Linked DNA regions of Mus musculus: all the other regions are linked to region 1. Evidence: chromatin loops called from intact Hi-C (ENCODE). Cell type or tissue: gastrocnemius. All regions are shown on one strand. Each heading gives the region's core, and the rest is flanking DNA. Links, peaks and the distances in the headings are about the cores only.

The links. Peaks named below come from ENCODE experiments on the same cell type or tissue, not always from the same donor. Only the 100,000 strongest peaks of a DNase experiment are listed, where the experiment ranks them.
Region 2: it touches region 1 in a loop (3-fold over the local background); 11 of 42 quality-filtered maps call a loop at or near these places.
Region 3: a loop joins it to region 1, with 4 times the contacts of the local background. A loop is called at or near these places in 10 of 42 quality-filtered maps.

The regions. Positions count from the first base shown.
Region 1 is chr16:25,260,144-25,267,659 of GRCm38, forward strand. No RefSeq gene overlaps it. Among named protein-coding and RNA genes, the nearest start is that of Tprg, 23 kb to the right of the region's middle. In gastrocnemius, for the core only: no CTCF peak of the experiment used is centred there; DNase peaks (open chromatin) are centred at 3,813 and 5,097; H3K27ac peaks cover 2,988 bases.
Region 2 is chr16:23,958,948-23,966,463 of GRCm38, forward strand. Bcl6 (B cell leukemia/lymphoma 6) reads right to left here. Exons shown (of 10, transcript NM_009744.4): 10 at 6,103-7,321. The coding sequence ends at 7,178. Among named protein-coding and RNA genes, the nearest start is that of Gm31527, 26 kb to the right of the region's middle. In gastrocnemius, for the core only: a CTCF peak has its summit at 3,634 (motif pointing right); DNase peaks (open chromatin) are centred at 5,173 and 5,528; H3K4me3 peaks cover 677 bases; H3K27ac peaks cover 2,844 bases.
Region 3 is chr16:25,076,859-25,084,374 of GRCm38, forward strand. It overlaps the pseudogene Gm52256. Among named protein-coding and RNA genes, the nearest start is that of Gm41435, 8.7 kb to the right of the region's middle. In gastrocnemius, for the core only: a CTCF peak has its summit at 2,130 (motif pointing right); a DNase peak (open chromatin) is centred at 4,169; H3K27ac peaks cover 3,653 bases.

The sequences.
Region 1 (7,516 bases), core at 1,283-6,282:
TATAATTAGCAACAACAAACTATGTATATCAAATTAGTAACTTGTATGTGTTTAGCACAAGAGGTGGTTTCCCTGGCTGGATCTGTACTCACTGTGTATTTCAACCAAATCACCACACAAATTGTCAACAAGTACAACTACGTGTTGATCAAAAAGGCAAGTCCACAGACAGAGCCTGCACTGGAGCACGAGTGAAGAGGCTGCCTGTTGATTGCGTGAAGCATCTGCAGCAAGGCAACTCTGAGCAGGCAATGCTTCTTCAAGTTCAGTCTCATCACGTGGCGACAGCTTTGTTTGTCTTCTCAGAGAAACACAAGAACCCAAACAGAAGTGTGCCAAGGCTTCCTTGTACCACTTCACCAAACTAATGGCAATAATGACAATGGTAACTAAAGAGTCCTATCTAAAATGACCTAGACTATGTAAAGGGGACTGGCATCAACACAGCAGACTGAAGCTGAGCATAAGTAGTACAGTGGCTGTGGAACTGAAGGCATCAGGACTATACTCAGAGCATCAAGTCGCATGGAAGCTTTTCTCTCACGACAAACTCCCAAAAGCATGTGTTAGTGAGAGTTCGATTAAGCAGGCACATTGGAAAATAAAAAAATAAAAAGATCTCATCTCAATGTTTATATATACAAAAGGATTTCATGCCAATAAGAGTATTGATACATTAGTTCTGAACTCTCTTAAGGAATGAATTTGAAGTTGGAAGGAATGAAAAGGAAATAGAATTTAGATGGCCTTAGACGCCTTTGTGTAGCAATTTCCCCTCAATGAATCTAGGTGACCAGGGCACCAAAGACGTCTTTGTGTGGCTTGCTGGCTTTCCTTCTTATGACTGACATGTGGTGAGCACTGAGTGTAGGAGAGGTTCACTGAAATTCGTTCATTTATGTCAGCTACAGAACATTGATTTTCTTAATAAAGAGATGCAGTTCAGATATGCCATGAGGTCACAGCTGGGGAAGAAGGAGCTGCCAGGCTACCAGAGCTCATGAGGAAGACTTGGGACCATTTTCCACTTCCCAGCAGGCGAGTATTCAGAAAGGACAGCTGGTGCTAAGGTTAAAGGTATGAGACCTCATAATGTATTCTCCAAAGACAATGCTATTGGGTAGAATCATTGCCAGGAAGACCAAGGTTAGCTCATGATAGCCTTTCAGGGTCCTCTGAGGGGCAGGGACTCTCACTCCCTCCTGGGTGGCTTCTGAATCTGTGTGTACCAGGCTGGTACATTCACCCACTGAATACTAAGTATTGTGGGTAGATGTTCATATCCAGTGAGCTAACTGAGGGCAGAGACCATGCTGTAAATGTTGTATCTTCTTTACCTGTTCTTAGCTTGTCACAGCTTACTATCTGAGTAAGTCTTAGTGAAGAAAGGCCTCTATGTGGATCTCCCCCAAAGAATGGGTTCTAGTATGATTTATGGAGAGATTTGGGATCTTTACATTTCTCTGCATTGGCTAAATATAACATCAAGATTTACTTCTCGGGAGCTGTGTCTTCTCGCTTCTACTTCTGCAGATTTGAATGTTAATGATAATTGCTAGCACTTATTTTGTGTGTGGCACACTGGAACTCTCCTCAACACTTGCCTATCTTATCATCTAAGCTGCTTTTATAGATAAGGAAGCTTCGATTGGCAGAGGCAATGTAACCCTACCACAGGAAGGGAGTCAGGATATGACTGGGCCAGATTTTGATCCCTGGTCTATTTGACATATGCATCATACCCATTCTATGATGTATGAAACAGTGTATTTTTTGGGGGAAGGGTACTTTTTCAGAGACTTAATTTCAAGGAAGACACCTAGAGTCTCTTAGAACTAAAAGGGTTGCGTTTATTTAAGAGAAGTTAGGCTTTGTGGAATCTTACTCAAATATTAGGCTTCATACTTGAAGATGATGTTTTCTCTAATAGTGGTTTTTTTAAAGCCCATAGTTTTCTTAGTTTGGTTTCTGCTGCTGAAAATTTTAAAGGCCGACTTGGAGTGGGGAAGGAGGGCGTGTTTGCTTTATGTATCCCAAGTCACAGTCCATTGAAAGGGTTCGAGGTAGGATCCCAACACAGGAACCTGCAGGCAGAAACTGAAGCAGAAGCCATAGATAAGGGCTGCTGGCTCATTGAGCCTGTTTTCTTATGCACCCAGGACCACAAGCCTAGAGGAAGGTTCCCTAGAGTGAGCTGGGTCCATCCACAGCAACCATCAATGAAGAAAAGGCTTCCCAGACTTGCCTCCAGATCAGTCTGTTGGAGGCCCTTTCTCAACTGAGGTTTCCTCTTCTCAGATGACTCCAGCTATGTCAAACTGCCAAAAAAAATAACCAGGAGAATAGGCTTAGGGAACAACTGGTGGAGCTGGACTGTCAAGAATTATGGAGAGAGTAATAGACACTTCCCCCGTTTTCTGCATCCCGGTTACCATGCCAATAGGCAGTAGAGGGTAGAGAAGAGTGTAAGCTAGCTGTGATAGAGGAACGAGGAAGGGAAACTCTTGGCCCTTTTACTTTAGGGCTGAGAGGACTTTTGCGTGCCTCTAGAGCTGTTCGGTTGGCTTGGGCATCACTTCAGAGTCCCTTGGTTTCTGGGGCACTTCAGAGACCAGCAAACACAAAGAAGTCAGGGATTCTGGTTCTAGGCTGCTTCAAAGTTCAAGCTTAGGGCTGTCTCACTGTGCTCAACAACTAAGCTGGCAAGTCCTCAGGGAAGACACTAGCTTCACAGTATTACACATGCGCAGGGAATTGCTGGTGATTTTCACGAAAGCCTGGGATTGTTATCAATGGTAGGGTCCATCAGTGGAACGTTTATGACTTCTGTCTATCTATACCCAGAAGAATATTATTTGGTCATTAAGACTTGTTGACTTCTTAACTTTGCAGTATTGTGAATGAGTCTGGAGGGCATAGCTAAGGGAAACAAGACAGGCCCAGAAAGACAAATACCACAGGGATGACCTCACCCGTTTGAGAAATCAAAACAAGCTGATGTCATACGTGTAGACTGGGAAAGTGGTAATCAGACAGTGCAGAGAGGAGGCGAAGGAAGGGAGAGTCTGGCCTATGCCTAACTGGGTAAAAGGAAGACGGTCTGTCTGTCACTATAAGCACAACTGTATAACTATGGTGAGTATTGCTCTGTGTATTTCCAAACACCTTCCACAAGAGAAGAATTTAAGTGTTCTCACAATAAAAGATTATAAATGGCTGAGGTAATTTAGATATGATAAAATACCATACTGATTATTACACAAAATGTTCTTTTTTATTTTTAATTTTTATTTATTTATATTTTTCAAAATATTCTTATATCTAACGCCTATTGTGCCTAAAAATATGTATACCTATTACATGTCAAGCAAAAATACAATAACAACGTTTAGAAAAAAATGTCAGCACTGGATATTTGTCTGACATTTGTCAGTTGCTCGGGTCTGACAGATGGATGTGGGCAGGAAGCTCTGGGACCTCAACAGACGCTGACCATCAGTGGGTGTTGGTGACCATTCCTCCCAGTTCCTGAGAAGACGGTCACCTTGTCCTTGTGAAGATCAAACTGAAATATCTATGTTCCTGCATCATGGAATACAGTTGAGCCTAAGGGACAGAGTTGTCAGGAAAGGGAGAATACAATGGCCACCTGTTATTCTTATTCGGGGGTGTGGGAATCCGACTAGCCAGTCAAAGGTTTCTTTCTGTCTTCAGAGACACGTTTGTCTGCAAGGGCAGAGATGAAAGGCACTTGTTACAAACCCTTCTTCTCCCTCATGCTGGGAGAGAGACAAAATGTCCACCTACTGCCATCTGGTGGTCATAGTTTGCACTGCAGCTTGAGTTAGCCTCTTCACTTAGAAAAGGGTCCGCTATATAGAAAAGCAACAATGAATAAACATGGTTTCTGGCCTTGAGGAACAATCAGTCCAGTAGACTTAATTGGCATGCTAGCATTTAAAGTAAAATGTGCAAGGTGTTATCAAGACGTAGCATGGGGAAGAATACCTTTGAGTTGAGTCTTGAAGCATCCTTTGTCACTTTGTCACTTTGACAAAAAGGAGGAGGCTTGTTCTACATACAGAGCACACCCCTTTGCTAGGTTAGCACCCGACTTGTTGATAAGGGATATGGGAAAGAAGGGACAGGAACGAACTGAGACAAAGGTAGGATCAGACCCCAGGATCCTTGAAATGCCTAACCAAGGAGACAGGTCTGCTCTAGAGCATTAAGCCAGAATATAATGGGGTCAGAGTTTGCTGATAAAAGGCAGACCTCCATTGTCTGCACATAAGCTTTCCAAGTATTCATCAGTGGAAGTCATTATTTGAAATACATAGAAACATCATGGTTATGACTGAAGACAGAGTTTGTAGGTCAAAAGTCATTTCAACACCATGTCCCACATGATTGGTGCATGCCAACACTTTTTGACAGGCCAAATGGCTCAATAGAGCCACATTTAATAACCCCTGCTGCAGGAGAGGTTCTAACCTAATATGATCAACACCTTTGTGGTTTTAGAGCCCACTGTACTGTCCAGCCTACAGTAGGCTACTTATAAATCAGGTCTGAGATAGTAGTCCCCTGTTCTAGACCTGTTCTAAACATTTAGTTTCATGGTCATCCCAATTTTATTGGTCAGTTTCCAAACAGGACCTAGATCCCTCATCCCTAGCTTCTAGTTTTATTTTGTGAGAGAAAGGTTGGTATTAGCCATCTCTCTAGTCTCTACTAAGCATCTTTTGTCTGCCACCCCATGTATCAACCCACATTAGGTGTCTCCAACCTACTTGTCATCCCCAACCCACAGATTGCCTGATGCAGTTATGAGAAGCATCACCTCACATCTCACAGCGGCATTCGGTCTACGAACCACACTTTATACTCAAACTTCACTTTGTACTCAAGAACTTTCCGCTATATGGCTGCAGGACCCCGATTTGTGACAGAGTGCGGCTGGCTGCATGGCATTGCCTTCGGTGAGAAATTTCAGACCAATAATTGACCAAGCGTGAGTGGCCTCCTGATGGGCAAAGACGATTCCATTCCCCAATGCCATTTCTGGTGCCAACCGCAGATTCCCACCCACCAAGCAGTATTTCCTGTGATTCGCCCTCTTGTTCCTTGTCTTTACTCACGCTTTGCCCACTCTATCTGCACGGCAGGGTCAGTTTGCTCTCACTCTCCCACATAACTTCGCTGTTTCAAGGCTGTGTCCGGAACTGCCTCCTTCTCACCATCTGGCCACTATCTGCCATGCCTTCCCACCCGGCCCCCACCTTTCCTTGGAAGCCTTCACGCAAAGATGCTAACTCACTCAGTGACTTTTCCCACAGTGCTCAGTGTGTTCCCTGTGGCCGGATAACTACTTCCACAATGAATCTTCCTTAGGCTCATTGTTATTTCCCTGAGAGCTCCTAGACCCGACTTCTTTTATATGGCTGCTGCCAAGTTCAATAAACATTAAGCAAGTGAATATCACACTCTATAGCTAATGCTTTTGGGCTGTTCTAGCCTTCATTAAAGGAAATGGAAATGTACCACAGCCGCTTGCTTTTGATGACTAGAGGCAAGGCAGTGGAACAGGAGACTCTTACTCACTTCAGTCAGTGGCAGAACTCTTCATTTCATGCTCGCTTCCCCTCAGCAAACTCTAGAGCAAGAGAACCATGGTGCTCCCCCATGTCCTCAGCCACAGTGCATGACCAATTGTCTAATCAATGGATTGTCACTTATAAGGATCCATTTGAACATGGATGACATTTGGGATCTATAAAGATGCTTCAAAGTCAGGTGGTTACACATTTTTTTTTCCTTCCTGGAATCATTTCAAGTGGGAATCGGGGCTCCTCCCCTCTTGCTGCAGTTGCTCACCTCTCTCTGAAGCTCACTAAGGACAGATGAAGATGGGAATAGAGAGATGGAGAATGCTACGTCATCTCTAGATACCCTTGCCTGTCCCAGGGAAGTGCTGGGACTTAAGACCTCACTCATTCCATCTTGAAGAGTAAGTAAGGCTTGACTTGATTTTCTAGAAATATCCATTTCTGACAGTGCCTTGAATTTCTTTTTAATTGATTTGATCTCAAGTATTCCTTTCCCATTCCCTTTCCTGTTTGTTTTTAAAAGAACAAAACAAAATACTCACAAAGCCACAAACCCAAAACAAAAATGAACAAGCAAACCCCCAAAAAAGCAAAGGAAGAAAAAAAGAGTCCCAAACTTTGACCAATAACTAAAATTGCTCAGTAATTTTCAACCAGTAATAATTGAGTGCTGGTTTACATTCTTTTGATGATGCAATTCACATGGCACATATATCAGAGTGCATGATCCCCATGCTATGTGTTTTTGGAGCTTCAATAGACTGACACCATTTATAGATACAGAACACTGGAATAGTAAGAATAACCCAGCTTCGGAGACCCCAGCAAGTGAGGAGACTGAGCTGAGAGCCCAGCTACAGACTTCTAACTTCAGCAGCAGATTATGCAGTTAAGTGTCTGAGACACACTTCAGAGATACAAATCAGACCCCAACTACGCTACAACCAAAGGCTTTGGAATAGGTTATAACGTTGTCTTTGGTTACCCATGGTGGTAAGTTAATTTGGCTGTGTGTGATAGAGAAACCCATTGAACTTGAGTAATGGACGGTTTGTTCCTAGGACACATGTATATAGGAATAGGTCCTTTCATCTTTACTGGGAGCCAAATTAGCTTTACACATCAGGTCTCCCAAATGCAGGAGTAAAATCTAGCAGCAACAGCTGTCCTAAGTGCCATCTGGTGTCTGGGATGGAGGGGCTAGAGCACAGGCTCCTATTCTTTCTGTAAAACTGTTATTATTTATTATTATTATTATTATTATTATTATTATTATTATTTTGTTTTCTCTGTGCATATGATATATGTGGGAGCACATGTCTCCACGGCACACATGTGAGAGTCAGAGGACAACTTTGTGGGTTCTGTTCACTTTCTCCACCTTGTTTGGGTTTGGGGGTCAGGCTTGGGTCACCATACCCACAGAACCAGTCAGAGGCCAAGCTCTTACCCTGTGTTTCATCCTCAGCATGAGTGACTCTGTCAGTGTCTGCTTCTCTTAGGATCTATCCTTTTCTCTCTGTACCTGCGAGTGGCATCATCTACTTTGTGTTAAGTGATCTAGAGAGATGTAATTTGATTGTTATGGTTGACTTCTGTGAATCCCTAATTGTCAAGCTTTTCTTCAAGTCAAACCACAGTTGCTGAGTACCCTGTCTCGGCAATATTGGCACAGGGGCATTGTCTTTAGTAATTTCTTTTAGCAATTAATGTAGCCGTTTCTTTCATTTTTAGAAGATTTATTTTATTTTATATTAATTGTGTGTATGTATGCAGGTATGCAAGTGTGTGTGTGTGTTTATGCAAGTATGTGTGTATGCAGGTGTATGCATGCAGGTGTGTGTGTGTATATGTATGCACGTGTGTGCATGCAGGTGTATGTATGCAGTTGTGTGTATGCATGTGTG
Region 2 (7,516 bases), core at 1,347-6,346, 1.3 Mb before region 1:
AGCTCACTGTGATGCTAATTGCATTTCCCTGATGAGTGACAGAACTGAGAGCTTCTTTCATATTTCCCTTGACCATTTAAATGTCTGGATAAATGTCCATTCATGTTTATAAAATTTTTAGAAATATATTCATTTGTTTTATTTATATAAGTACTCTGTAGCTATCTTCAGACAAACCAGAAGAGGGCAACAGATCCCATTACAGATAGCTCTGTGCCATCATGTGGTTGCTGGAAATTGAACTCAGGACCTCTGGAAGAGCAGTCAGTGCTCTTAACTGCTGAGCCATCTCTCTCCAGCCCATTTATACCATTTTTATATCACCATCACCACCACCACCACTGTCACCATCATCCATGCAGTAGCAGCAGCAGCAGCAGCAGCAGCAGCAGCATATCTGTGTTTGCAGGCACATAGGCCACAGTGTGCCTGTAACGATCAGAGCACAGCTCTGTGGACTGGGTTCTCTCCCTTCATCTTTAAATTAATTCCTGGGATGAAACTCAGGTCGCCAGGCTCGTGTGGCAAATGCCTTCACTCACTGAGCTGTCTCACCAGCTCCTGCATCGATTTTGACTCTAATTGTTTCTCACTACTGAGCAGCTTGAACCTCATATATAATCCAGGCACTAACCCTTTGCGGAAGCTTTTTGGTTAGTGTGGTATAAAGAGGTTGGTTACACATGTACACGAGAGTGTGCACGTGCACATGTACACATGAGAAAAAGAGAGAGACAAAGACGATGTTTTCATAAGCCAGAAGAGAATCAAAGATGGTCAGACAGCCATCAGAGGCTATAAGTGAAGCTTGGAACAGACTCTCACACAACTCAGGAGAATCCACCCTGCTGGCATCTGGTCTCAGAAAGCCAGCCTCCAGGACTTGCACGAAGCCCTTCAGATTGTCTTACTTTGATACAGCAGCCTGGACAAACTTCAGAGATGGTGACATTGAGCAAGATAGCTCTTTCCAAACAGATGAGGCCATTCCATGGAGAAGCCCGGGGCTCTTGAAACCTTCAGGATACTGATCTCTGGCTTAACTGCTCAGCAAAGCTGGCCACCACATAGTGAGTGTCCTGAGAGAGTGATGTGTCATTCCACCTATGTCCTTCTCAAGGCCCCAGGATTCCTACGATCATCATTTATTGGCAATCATTTTAATGCCTTTTGGTATTTTTTTCTACATTGTTCATGTTATAGTTTTCAAACTTAACTGAAAATGTTCTGAGGGCCTGGTTCATACTCTGGAATTAAGTGATCTCTCTGATCAAAGTTCTTGCAGTGACACTTGATGTGATGTCTTCCTGTTCTTGGTTTGGTTTTCTTGACTATGTGAAATTATTATAGTCCCTAAAGAGTCTCATTTACCATCGTCAATGATTCTGACTCTGTATGTGCTTGCTACCTAACCAAACCTGCCTGCTTAGGATATAAAGACAGCAGCTTTGTATGATGTCACACAATTTATATGTCACACACTTTGCATGATGTCACGCACTTTGTATGATGTCACACACTTTGTATGATGTCACACTCTTTATGATGTCACACACTTAGAATCTCAGCCATGGGGAGGCTGAGACAAGATGACAGCAAGTTCAAGGACAGCTTGAGTATGCAGTGAGTTTGAGACAGGCCTGGGCTACATAGACTATCTTCAGGTCTCTCTTGTGTGTTAAATGTCCTAAGCAACCATTCATCTAGGGTGGTCAGTTGCCAAAGGTGGGTACTAAGGTACATCTCAAGTTTCCATCTGAGACTCCAAGCCTTTTCTGACTTGACGTACCTCTACGTAGATGCCTGCTTTCCTAGTGCCCACGGACGTACTCTCCCCTTTCAATGTAAGTGCCCCTTAACACTACACTGGTTGTATTGTGTCTCATGACCCTGGCAGGATAGAATCCCTCTTTCTCCTCTTTAGGGATTAGAGGAAGTTGGTCTTCTCTATTGGTCACGGTATTTTTGGTAAACCAAGGTTTGTGTTTTTCCTTGGAGGAATCCAAGAACTGTCAGCCACCATTCATTAAGAAGTTTAGACATGCAGCCAAGGAGATGGCTTAGTTGCTTTTCGAGGTTGGCAAAGCCAGTTCCAGTCTCCAGAAACCACAGAAATGTTGGTTTGCTTTGGCAGCTGCCTATAACCCTGTCACTTGGAAGGTGGATATTGGGGGTCCCCAAGGACCAGCTGGCTTGGTAGACTGACCAAATCAGGGAGCCCTGGATTCAAATGAGAGACCTTGCCACAATAAATGATGTGAGAAAAGACTGAGGAAGATAAACCATATGGCCTCCACTTATGTAAACATGGGTTCCCACACGTAGGTCCACACACACACACACATACACACACACACAACTTCCAACAGCAGTACCTGTTTTATTAATTATAACCAGTTACAAGTTTTGCTTTAGCTTAACACTAAATTGAATTTTACTCCAAAGATTATGAGTGTGGGAAAGCAATAGTAAAAAGTGTGTATCCTTTATGAAAGTCACAAAGCTATCATCAGAAAAACCGTCTACTGTGAAATGCAGTGTATAGACCGGGCCGCATTTTATTGTAGTACCATAATTAACAGTGAAACTGGTAACTATTGTAAAATCGTCTCCAAAGTCTGCAGTCCTTTCATAGTACTCTTTCTTTACCTTTTAACCCCTGGAGCTGGAGTTACTGACTGTTGTGAGCTGCCGCATATGGGTGCTGATAACTGAACTCAGGTCTTCTGGAAGAGTCGTGAGCTTTCTCTGCTGAGCTACCTCTGTAGACCCTGGTGATGTTGTTCCTTGTAGCCAGTAATGCAAAATGATCAAGTTGCTATAAACAAACGTGTTTTGATTTCCTACCTTCTAGGGAAGCACTGCAAAAGCGTCATTCCTTAACAATTTCACACTTGAATTTAGCCAAAAGAAGAAGCAGTGTGAATACTTAACAACTTTCAATCATCTCAACTATTAGTTTGACTATAGATACTTTTCCCTTTGCCACTTCAGAGATTAGTAAATGACCCATATGTGTGCGTGTGTGTGTCATTTTCATAAACTATGAAATATAAATATGTATAAAATGTGGCTGTCAGCATAAACTGCGCTCTTGTTCCGAGAAATAGGAACCCACACAAACTAACCCATGTAAGGAGAAAGTCCAGGGCACAGGTACCCTATTGCAACTAGGTGTAGGAGATATTGGGTATCATAGAAATGTAAGTCCAGAAGCCTCCAGATGATAGCAGGCTCCACAGAACCCAGTGTTGGAAGATCATCTTATTTTAAGAGCCTGGCTCTGGGGATCTGCCACTGACGTGGCCTGACTGCCACCCAGGGGTCAGCTTTCCCCTGTTTCTTTTTCCGGGGTCCATCTTCTTAATGCTTTCCTGAGTATGCATCTGGAAGAATGCGAGACAATTTGTTATCAATCACTACCGTGAGTGAGGCAAAGAAATTAAAATAAGAAGCCTAGGTCCTAAGCATTGACTGAACTGTAAATTCTACAAAGGGTTAGGTGTGGCGTATGACACTCAGCTGTGTGACCCTAGGCAGGCCCTATTCATTTCATCATTACTAAATCAGAACACACCCCTGTACCTTCCTGGGGTTGGGGTTAGGTAGAGCCTGGTCTCTACACTTGCCCAGACACTAGATGGCAGCAGACTGTCTCCTTCAGTCACCTCACAGGTCAGAAGAGTCACTTAATGAGAGAGTTCTTGCCACTCTGCCACTTTCAGCTCCTTAACAGCTCTGCTTGTGTGGACTCACCCGGTCTACAGGCCTGCTGCTGTGGCTTAGGTATAGAGTCAAGCTCCCAAGCCCTCCAAAAGCAATTGTTTTAAAATGCTTGTCCTCAGGTGGTAGCACTATTCTAGAAGGTTCTGGAAACTTTAGAAGGTGAGACCTATATGGAGGAGATAGGTCACTCAGCACATGCCCTTGAGACAGTGTCATCTTCTTTCTCTCTCTTTGCTTCCTGTCTGTCATGATATTCTGTCTCATCACAAGTTGAGTTAGCAGAGCCAAGGACAATGGACAGGAACACCTGAAGTTGTGACCTTAAAGACATCAAAACTGTGAGCTTAAAGACTTCAACCCTTCTTTGCTGAGACGGGAGTTCTGACAAACAAAACCTGTGCTACCTCTACTCTAGCTAGAGTCATCTGGGAAGTAGGACCCTCAGCTGAGAGAATGCTGCCACAGACTGGCCTGTTGACAGTTTCTGGGGGGCAGTTTCCTGATTTACAATTGATGTGGGAGGGTCCTGAGCAGATGGACCAGGATTGGATCGGAAGCTGAGCAAGCCACAGTGCACAAGCAAGCAGCGATCCTCCATGGTCTCTGCTTCAGTTCCTGGCACCAGGTTCCTGCCTTGAGTTCCTGCCCCGACTTCCTTCTGTGGTGGACTGTGGTTAGGAAATGTAAGCCCAATAAACCCTTTCTTCCCCAAATTGCATTTGGTCTGTGTTTTATTATAGCAAAAGAAAGTGAACGGAAGCCAAAGCTAATACACCTTCCTCAATACACACTTCAACCTGCGGTCCTAGTAAACCTTTCCCTCAAAAACTTCCATGATGCAGAGAGTCTTAAACACATCCTAGTGTTTGAGACACCTTTGTGTGTGTGTGTGTGTGTGTGTGTGTGTGTGTCTGTCTGTCTGTGTGTGTGTCTGTGTCTGTGTGTGTCTGTGTGTGAAAATGCATTCACTCCATGATTTTGTAATAAAATTCTCTCTCCCCTTTGCTGTGGGCTATACTCTTAATAACTCCGTTTAGAGATGTTTCCCTTTTACTTATTATTAATCATCGGCTGACTGCAGTAGCTCAGTCTTTGATCTCCCTTTTGTCGGAACGCCACCCTCCCCGTCTGCTCCTCCGTCTCCCTCATAAATAGGAATGGTACAAAAACAGACTCTCGGGAGCAAAAGGAGCCTGAGGCCAGCTTCCCTCAGGCCCGTGAATTGTCATTCCTGAAGCTGTCTAGTCCGTAAGTTCTTCTGCCAGGTTTCTATGGGAGCTGAGGGATCGGTTTCCCCCTTTTCAAAGAGCAGGGTGAGTTGAGGCCTCGAGCTGGCAAGTCCTTTAAAGTCATTTTCAAAGGAAACCCGAGCTGCAAGGCCTTGCGGTTGGCAGAAGGTGGCGTGACTTTCTGAAGCTCTCTTGGGACTTCGGGTGGGCAACTCCCCTAGCTTCTCAACACGTGCCCAGAGACGGCAGCAACACCACTGCCAGGAGCTGACCAGTAAGTAGGCACGTGTTCCCTCCCCACTGCCACCCAGGAACAGGAAGGGGACGCAGGCTTTCTCTTCTGGGCCCATTACCAGAACCACACTTGTCTCCCCAGTTCTCAGATCCTGTCAATCATACTTGGTCCTTGGGGTTTTCTGAGGTAAAATATCCACGGGTGCCAAAGCAGGCCAGCGTGAACTTACATCTGAATCACGGATGCATAAATGGTCTCGTTAATCCAGTCTACTCTTGGATGGGCTGGGACAGAGACCCACAGCAAAAATAGCGACCTGACGCACACAGGAGGAGGTGGCTGAGTTCTGACACTGGGGTAGAGGCTTGCTTGGCCTCTGGCCAATCATAAAGCTTTCAAGTCTGTGAATGTCTGTCGGTCACCCAGGAGGCTCTGAATGCGTGGATGCCGAGAGATGTGTGTGGCTTCAGCCGGATGCCTTTGACCTGCCAGGCGTAGCCAAGTAAAGAAAATATGTTTCTAAAGCCAGAGCCAGGATGGGACTTCTTACTTTAGAAAAGAATAATCCCAGAGGTGGGAGAGGCTATGACTCGTTAGAGGTTGGAGAGACTATGACGTTTGTGTCTAAAGAACAAGGACTGCAGTTATTAAGAGTGAGGCTTGGAGCTGGGTCAGATACCCTACTTGACCTCCAGGCCTAGTGTCTGGGCTCTGTAGCTGATCCTGGTGTTCAGGATCAAAATAGGCAGGAAGCTACCTGGACAAGCCCCAGTCTGGCTCTCAGGCCAAGCTCCTCTCTCATACCTCACTGGCCAGCGGGCCCCACTCCCACGCCCCTAGAACATTTCCCACCGAAGCAAAGACCACTCTGATCTCTCTCCATGCAAAGACAGATCCTCAGAAAGAGCCAGCTCGACTTTTCAATGTTTTATTCTTATGTTTTGTACAGCTCTATTTTACAACGCACTAATGCAGTTTAGACACAGCCAAACCCTGTCTCCGGAGTAATTATAACGACAAGCATGACGCAGAATGTGGGAGGAGTCAAACATTCCCAAAGAGAGTTTAGTTAGTGACAACTTCAAGTCCCTGTGTCTGCCTACACTTCAAAAAGGGATGGCGCACACCCGTCCATCATTGAAAACTTCCGTGTAAAAAGGCACCGTGAGGACACATTACAGGTATGTACAAACTGAAAACTGGAACAAAAGTATACATTTCTCCTTCTGCAGCTTTTTTTTTTGTTCTTTTTGTTTTTAATACACACTTTGTAAATTTGTAAACCTTCACTTGCAAAAAAATACAAATACACGGAGGCATTTTAGACAAAATATTTTCTTACTTATACAGACGCAATACTTAAAATAGTCTCTTAAGTGCTCTTTCTCAATAAAGATTCTCAGATCCGTGTCTGCCTGCAGATACAAAATCGAGCCTTTAACACAGTTTTATATTTTCAATATATCTTTTTAGGTTTATATATTTATATTATATATATATATATTTATATATTTACAACTCTGCCATATATTCCTTCACCTTTGGTTAAAAAAATTAAAGCCTTCTCTTTGACAGCATACTGAAGTCTTGTCTTTTAAAACAATACACATTTACATACAAAAGAGACCTCTGTTCCCACACATCATTTACATTCCTCGGTTGCAACCTGTCAAGTCAGAACTTCTGCATTCTCCCCTACTTTGATATAGAAAATGAATTTGCTTTTTGCTGACAGGGTTTGCCTTACACATAGGAGAAGAAGCAATAGTATTTTCTTAATGTTTTATGGCAGTGTGGGAAGGGGAGCTGCCTTGGCTCCCGGTCCCGCAAACCCCACCCCCACCCCCACCCCAACTATGATTTGCACTAGTGGATGAGAGAGGCACTACATCATGGGATGACCTTTGTATAAAGTGTTACAGCATCCTTTGGGTAGATTCTGAGAAGGGGCTGGAGAGGAAAGGGCGAGGAACACTCCATGCTTCATTCAGCAGGCTTTGGGGAGCTCCGGAGGCAGGTCAGCGGCCGACACGCGGTATTGCACCTTGGTGTTGGTGATGGCGCCGTGCTTCTGGCGCAAATGAAGTCGCAGTTGGCTTTTGTGACGAAAGTGCAGGTTACACTTCTCACACTGAAGAGACAGCAGAAGCCAAGTGTTAGCTGTCATCCACTCGAGAAACGAGTCAGTGCTCAAAAGCCCAGAAGAGAGGCAACTCCGTGAGGGTTGGGTGCAGGCACCTCCTCCCTCTCAAAGGGCAGATTTAGAATCCATACAAATCTTGGCTTCCACTGGAGGTTAGGTATACACTGTGCAAATGCCCCAGCC
Region 3 (7,516 bases), core at 1,460-6,459, 180 kb before region 1:
AAAAGGTCCACCGAGCAGTGATAATTCCACAACAAAAGTCATATTGAAGAAAAGGTTGGTTGTTTATTTTGAAGGAAACACAGGGGTCATAGTCAACACTACAGGCAAGAAGAAAAGTTCTGCTTTCACAGATCTGATATAGCTGTCTCCTGAGAGGCTCTGCCAGTGCCTGGCAAACACAGAAGTGGATGCTCACAGTAAGCCATTGGATGGAGCACAGGGTCCCCTGTGAAGGAGCTAGAGAAAGAACACAAGGAGCTGAAGGTGTTTGCAGCCATATAGGAGGACCAACAATATGAACTAACCAGTAACACCAGAGCTCCCTGGGACTAAAACACCAATTTAAAAAAAAAAAAAAACATGATGGAACTTGTGTCTCTAGCTGTATATATAGCATAGGATGGCCTAGTCGGTCATCAATGGGAGGAGAGGCCCTTTGTCTTGGGAAGGTTCTATGCCCCACTACAGGGGAATGCCAGGCCCAGGAAGTGGGAGTGGGTGGGTTGGGGAGCAGGGAGAAGGGGGAGGGGGATAGGGGATTTTCGGAGAGGAAACTAGGAAAGGGGATAACATTTGAAATGTAAATAAAGATAATATCTAATAAAAAAATAAACAAAGAAAGGTTCTGCTATCACAGGTCCAGTTGCAAATGTGTGTGCAGACTTGTGGCTCAGGATTGTATTCAATATAGACAGCACTGCATAATTCTCCAGTGTATTTGTAAAAAATACTTAATAAAAAGCCTTTGCCCAAAAGAGGGAGAAAAAGGAAAAAGGAGAAGGAGGAGGAGGAGGAGGTACAGAAAAGTGCTGGGACAGGAACTTGGGTCTTCTGCTTACTGTTCTTCTGCCTCTGAGAACAGGTTCAAGGCTAACCCAACCAGAATTTTGATGGTGATGATAGAACACAAGCTGTGAGATGGCCTGGTTGCCTTGACTGCAAGCAATAAAACTAGGAGGCAGTCTCCAATAAACAATGTTTCTTATAGTAGACTATGAAAAGCTTACCGCCTGTGAAGTGAAATCTCTGTGAAGCTAGCAAGCAGCTCAGCCTTACTGTGTTTTGAGATCCTAATATTCCTAGCATGAGAAATGTGCCTTCATTGTGCTGGGCTTGCTTCACGAGAGTGAAATTGATCTGACCAGTCCCTGCTCTGACGATGGGAACAAGAAACCATGCCAGTCTCAACTCACGTCATTTAGGAACACTAGACACTGAAATATAATTCAATCAGTGCTCAGCTGCATAGAGCCTCTCTGGTCTCTGAAAAGGAAAGCACTTCTCACAATAATTCCACCTGCCCTCCTTGGTCAGTCCCTCTGATGACTTCCGCCGAGTAGATTGTAGATCACAAAACAGCCTGGCTGTACCCTGGCTCTGGCTCTTGAGCTACAGCTTAGCTTGGCTTAGCTTGCTTGGCCTTTTGTTCTTTTGCACCTTCCTCGTCTTCTTTATAACTGTGGTCACACGTCTAAGTCAAAACTGATGTCATATATTAAGCATTGAGATACCACAGAAAGTAAATCCACTGCCTTGGGAAACAAAAAACAAAAAAGCAACCTGAAGGCCTCTATATTTTCCTATTCCTTTCTTCTTATCTGCTCTGGTTTATCAAGGAACTCACAGACATTGGAGGCAGGCAGAAAAAAGTTTTCTAAGACTAAATGAACAGAGTGTTTAAGAAGAGGAAGAGAACACAGTGGGCAAAGGCAGGGGCCTCAGAGGCATCTGAGGAGACAAGTGGTCTCTCCTTAACTGGTTGAACAAGAAGAGGTTCGGAAACATGAGGATAGCCTATAGAAAGGAACCAAAAGAAAGAAAATCTAAACTTTATTTTCTAGACCTCAGAAATGAAGATAACACATAGCTTATGAGGCTGCTGTGAGTGTCAGCAATGGTGAATGTCAGCATTCCGGCACACAGCATATAATTAATTAATAACCAGTAGTTATGGCAAGCCCATTTCTGTACCCATTCTGTTTCCTTTATTTGGATAAAAAAGGAGAAGAGATTATCCTTGGATTTTTCCAAAAGGTTTAACATAATTATTTATTATATTATGTGTAGGAGTGTTTTGCCCAAGTGTATGCCTGTGCATCATGTGCATGCTTGTTGCCTGAGGATGCCAGGAGAGGGCAATAGGTCCCTAGGAACTGGAGTTACAGATAACTGTGGGTGGCCACGTGGGTGCTAGGAATTGAACTTGGGTTCTCTGGAAGAGCAGTCAGTGCCCTTAACCACTGAGCTATTTCTCCAGGCTCTGTCATTGAATTTTTTTTTTAAAGCCTTTCCAGAAATGAGATGCAAAAATGCTTTACAGTCTCCTAAGGGAACTTCAAAATGCAACCTCTCCTCATATGCTTTCCTAATGCTGGCCAAGCCTCAGCAGGCCTTGACTCACAAATCATCTATTGCGGGCAGCTATCAGTTTCACGGACACACACTACCCTTGTATGAACTGCCTGTCTGGGCTAAGTTTAGACATGGGCTTAGCTTGTCTTTTGTACTGGATTGATAACTCCTCAAATAAAATGGTATCATTAGACTCAGAGTAAGAATCTGAGATTTCAGGATTGGCTCAGGTACCCGTTGACCATCTGACATTAGTTGACCAGCCATCACTAAAGCATGTATGAAATACTGAGCATGATGATGAGACTTCTTGGAACTTTTATGTTTTTTTTTTTAAACAGTCATTGTCTATGGATGCACTTTGCAAACTGTAAAACACTAAAGTAGAGATTTTACATTACATTTGATTTTGATAATTTGTTCATCAGGATTCTGTTGATTTCAGTTACGGTAAGTCCTGTGCCAGCTTGGCTACATGAAAAGCCTTCTGGGCAACATGTATCAAATAAGAGGTCAGAAGTATGCTTCTTTGTTAGCAGGTTTTCTTCTGCATTAACTGCTTTATTAAACTTGCCCCCTTTCCCAGGGTCTTGCAGCAGTCTCAGGCTTAGGGTATCAGTTTGGTAAACATCATAAAAAAATGTGTGTGTTTGCCAAAGTAACTTTGATAAATGTCTTATAATTAACTCTCCGTGGACTGAACTCCATCTGTTGGCTATGTGGCTATGAGGCTATTTGTATGTGCTAATAAGCCAGCCTGGATCCACACCATTGTTGAAGGCCAAAAGATCAAAGTCATTCCCTCTTAAACTACATCGATTGAGAATGGATGGAATGGTTTCCTAAAGGAAAAGTGAGATACTATTTCCAGAATGTGCTGGCAAGATACAAACTGTTTCCCCTACCTTGGCACCCCTGTCAACCAAAAGTTCAAGAGCTTAAAACAGAATTAAGAATGTAGCTCTGTGGTAGAATGCTTGCCAAGAATGGATGAGTCCCTGGGTTCAGTTTCCCATTATTACCAAAACAGTAAGTTTAGGGTCTGGGGAGATAGCTCTTAGTGAGTTGCCTTCTGATCAGGAGTGGAGTCATGAGTTAAATGCTCAGAAAATATGTCTAAAGCTGGCCATGGTCATGGGTATCTATAACCCAGCCATGTGAGGTAGGTGGAGATAGATAGATAGATAGATCCATGAAGGTCATTGGCCAACTAACTTAGCCGAACTATGAACTTCAGGGCCAGTGTCTCAGAAAGTAAATGTGCAATATGATGGGGGACGACATCCAATATTGATCTCAGACCTCCTTGTGTGTGTGCCCATATGTGCACAGGAATCATCTCATACTTGTGCATATACTTCTCACATATATGACCCCATGTACACATATACGAAGCTTGAAAATTTAGATACGCTATGTGTCTATTCGGCAGGGGGGACATAGTGGGACAGGGCTGCTATGTATTGGGACGATCTGTGTCCTGTGTGGCATGCCAATGACTCAACCAGAGATCTAAAAGAAGAAAAAGTGTGGTAATTTCCAAAGCAGGGATATTCATTGGGCATCTATCGGGAGTCCAACTAATGTTCAATTGCTTTGATGTTGTTGATTTCAAACTGGCTGCAAAATTTCTTATCCTGGCATTGATGAGCCAGATGAACAGAGAACTTTCTGAGACCATATTTTTAAACAAAGTCTTTTTAAAAATAAAACATGCATTCATTTGAATACCTGTTTAGCAGCGGGAGGGCCTGTCAAGGGTTCATCCAGGGACACGCAATGGAGCCAGGCAGCCGGGAGCCGGAAGGGGCAGAGCCCGCAGCCACAGGAGAACATTGTCTGCTGCCAGCTGGGCTGCTCTCTTCTCCCACAGGCCTCAGGCACCAGGTTCCCTGAATTTTAGTATCTTTTCCAGGGGGGCATCTTTGGGGGTGGCGAGTTCTCATCTGAGTCCCCTGCTGGAGCCTGAGTCTTAGCTCTGCTTTTTGTGGCAGAATCCAGGGAGAAGTTTGAGGGAAGTCTCAGAAATGGATCCTGCCTGCACTGGCTGTGAGAAGATGGTTGGGGCTGAGGAACAATGTGCATTCAAGTTCCCTAGTGCCTGTCCCCACCTTCTTAACAGGCTTCTAATTAACTTTTTCTCCTTTTTCTCCTTCCTCCACTTGCCTCCTTCCAGAACAAATGTTCCTGAGGACAGCATTTTTAACCTTACTATTAACAAAGTCTTGGTTGAGGCATAGACACAGAAAGTCAAGTAAAGTGCAATTTTTGTCTTTAAGATTTCACTGTGTCAAACCAAGAGAGACAGTGCTGGTGTCCCCCCATCATGGGCTCATCTGCTGAAGTGTTTCGAGCAAGGGACCTTCTTGGTGTTCCTAGGGACCTTCTTGGTGTTCCTAGGGACCTTCTTGGTGTTCCTAGATTTTCTGGAGAGTTTTTATTTGATTTAGATCTTCAGGATCATGAACTGGAAAAAACAAAAAACCAAAACCAAAACCAAACTAAACCAAACCAAAACAAAGCAAAACAAACAAACAAACAAACAAAAAAAAAACACAGGTGAATCTGTCAGACAGGAAAGGATGTGAGCAAATCCACACAGTGGGCTCAGACCTGTGTCCCATGTGCTAATCGATTGGTGTCCCGCACTCAGAGTTGGGTTGCTTGGCTACCACCAGATACATAAAGTTCCCAAACAGCATGTTAGAAGTGGGTAGATAGGCGGCCGTATACAGGCCTGCTAAGGATGAACGAAACCCAAAGCTTTTTAAGGAAAGAGGAGGCAGAGAGCAAATCAAAGCAGTAACTCTTCTACAAATTCCCAATGGCCATGAAATCACAGCAACTCCTTTAACACTGAGTGAGCCCAGTGGCCCTTTAAATTTTGATTCCTTTAGAATGCTGTGCAGCATAGAGACAGTCTAGTCTCTCTAAAAGGCTAAATTAGATTCTTTGTACTTTGTTCTGGAATATTGACAGATGCATAATCGGTTTTAGAAAGAGTTTCATCCCTACTGAATTAAGATAATGCTTATGTTAAAGTCGCAGAACTTCAGTGTTTGGACTACTGTGTTTCAGAGAAGGCGCACTTTCATTTGACTTTCAGTGGCTCCTGCAGATCCGTGTACTTTCCCATCTCCTGTTGCCTGTATTCCGTTCATGGTCCTTCCTCCCTCCTCCTCTCCGGACTGAGTCTGGCTCACTGAGCTCCAATGTGTCTCTTCTCTGGAACTCTGCATCTGGAGGTGAAGGGCATTGGGAACTCTGAGGCAGAGACTGGGAACTAGGGTATTGGTCTTGGCTTCCCATAAAAAACTGGAAGCTTTGAAAACGTCAGCTTGCAATCTCTCAGAAGTCTTTATTTTCTCATTGGGAAAATGACCCTTACTTATGCAGATGTTATGAAAACCAAAGACATGCGTTGATGTTAACACGCTTTGTACATTAAGCAGTAACTGTTTTCTTAACCCATGCGTGGCGTAACTGCTGTCCCATCCTTGCTTTCCTATGCACCTATCCACTCAGTGGTTTCTCTTTCTCTTTTCTTTTTCTCCCCCAGCTCTCTCTCCCTTCCTCCCTATCCATTTTTCTTCTGCTGGAAAATAAGCTATTCTGAAGGACTCAGAAGACCATATGCATAGTACAATTCTAGAGAAGGGTCACTGCTAATAGATAAAATGCTCTAAATAGGGTATCCTTTAACCTTTGTTAATACAGGGGCCCCTGATGAAGCATATGTAATTCTGCTATCTGCACATATTGGTTCTTTTCCATCTTTAATATTCAAGTTCTATCCTGCACATAAAATACTATTGACCACTAGCCTTGAATCGGTGCCTTTGCACTATTGTTGAGTCCCAGGCCCAGATGTCAGGCTCTTGTTTTGTCTTTTATTGAACAACATTAGTTACACACTTGGGAGAATATTTTTCAGCCAGAGATCTTCTGATGACGAGTGGTTTTGGGATATTCAGATTTCCAAGAAAATAAGCTAAGAACTGACAAACTTACAGTGTAGGCCTTAAGAGTATTAGTTCCTGACTTTCTTTCCCTCTCTCTTCCTCCTCCCTTTCTCTCTCTTTCCCTCTATCCTCTGCCCCTTGATTTTTCAAGACAGAGTTTCTCAGATTTGCCCTGGCTGTACTGGAATTCTCTTTGTAGACCACACTACCCTCAAACTCACAGAGATATGCCTGGCTCAGCCTCCTTGAGTGCTGGGATTAAAGATGTTCCCCATATCTCCCGGCTCAAAATCTCTTAAAACGAGGCATCTAAGCTAGACTTGAAAGTAGTGGTGAGAAAGTGACAGGGACTAGGCATAGTATGTTTCTTCTTTACTCTCTACTTCACATTCCTATAATTGCTGAAATTGCACAGCATCTGCGAAATGTAGTACAATTGCTGTTTGTTTTGTAAGCTTCACCGTCTTCATCTACACAGTGGGAACAAATTAGGTCTGATTCTTTGAGTTTTTAAGGAGGAAAGTGAGGTATCTCATGGAAGTACTGAGGCACAGAGCCTGACCCTGTTAGGCTTACAAAATGATAGTCTAAATCTACGATGGCAAGGAGCCAACCCTCTTTACTTTGTTTGTTGTTAGATAGTTCTGGTATAGAACTTTCTGTCTTGTGAGGACAGAAATACAACTTCCACCTATGAGGGCCCTGAGCCAGGAAGAGGTGTGTTCCTGTTTTCTTGGCTTCTCATTCAGTCCCCTAGTGAGGAGAGACAGCAGAGGGCCACTGTGGTCAGGGAGTGGAGGAGCCAGACAAGGCTCTGTGGTTATGCACTTATTTATTTCCTTATTTATTACTTTTGCAGCTAACATTTTTACAATCATGTTATTTTGTGGTTTCTTTGCAAAATGCATTGTGAGCCAAGTTTGCTTCAAATGTGCTCTGAGTTGGAAGGTTGCATAGGGGAGCCAGTGAGAGTGGAGGGAAGGGCCGGAGAGCAATTTCAAAACATTATATAATTGGTATTTCTGTTAATGTGCCTTTCTTTGTACTTAGGATATGCAAGGCAGATGGAGAAATGACAATGGTGGGCAATATACAGGCTCTAACACATAGTGACATAAGTAGACCCTGCAACCTCAGAAATGGAGTGCAAAATGGCTAGCCTGGGGACAACCCAGGAGAAGGAATTCTTTTTGTGTGACAAG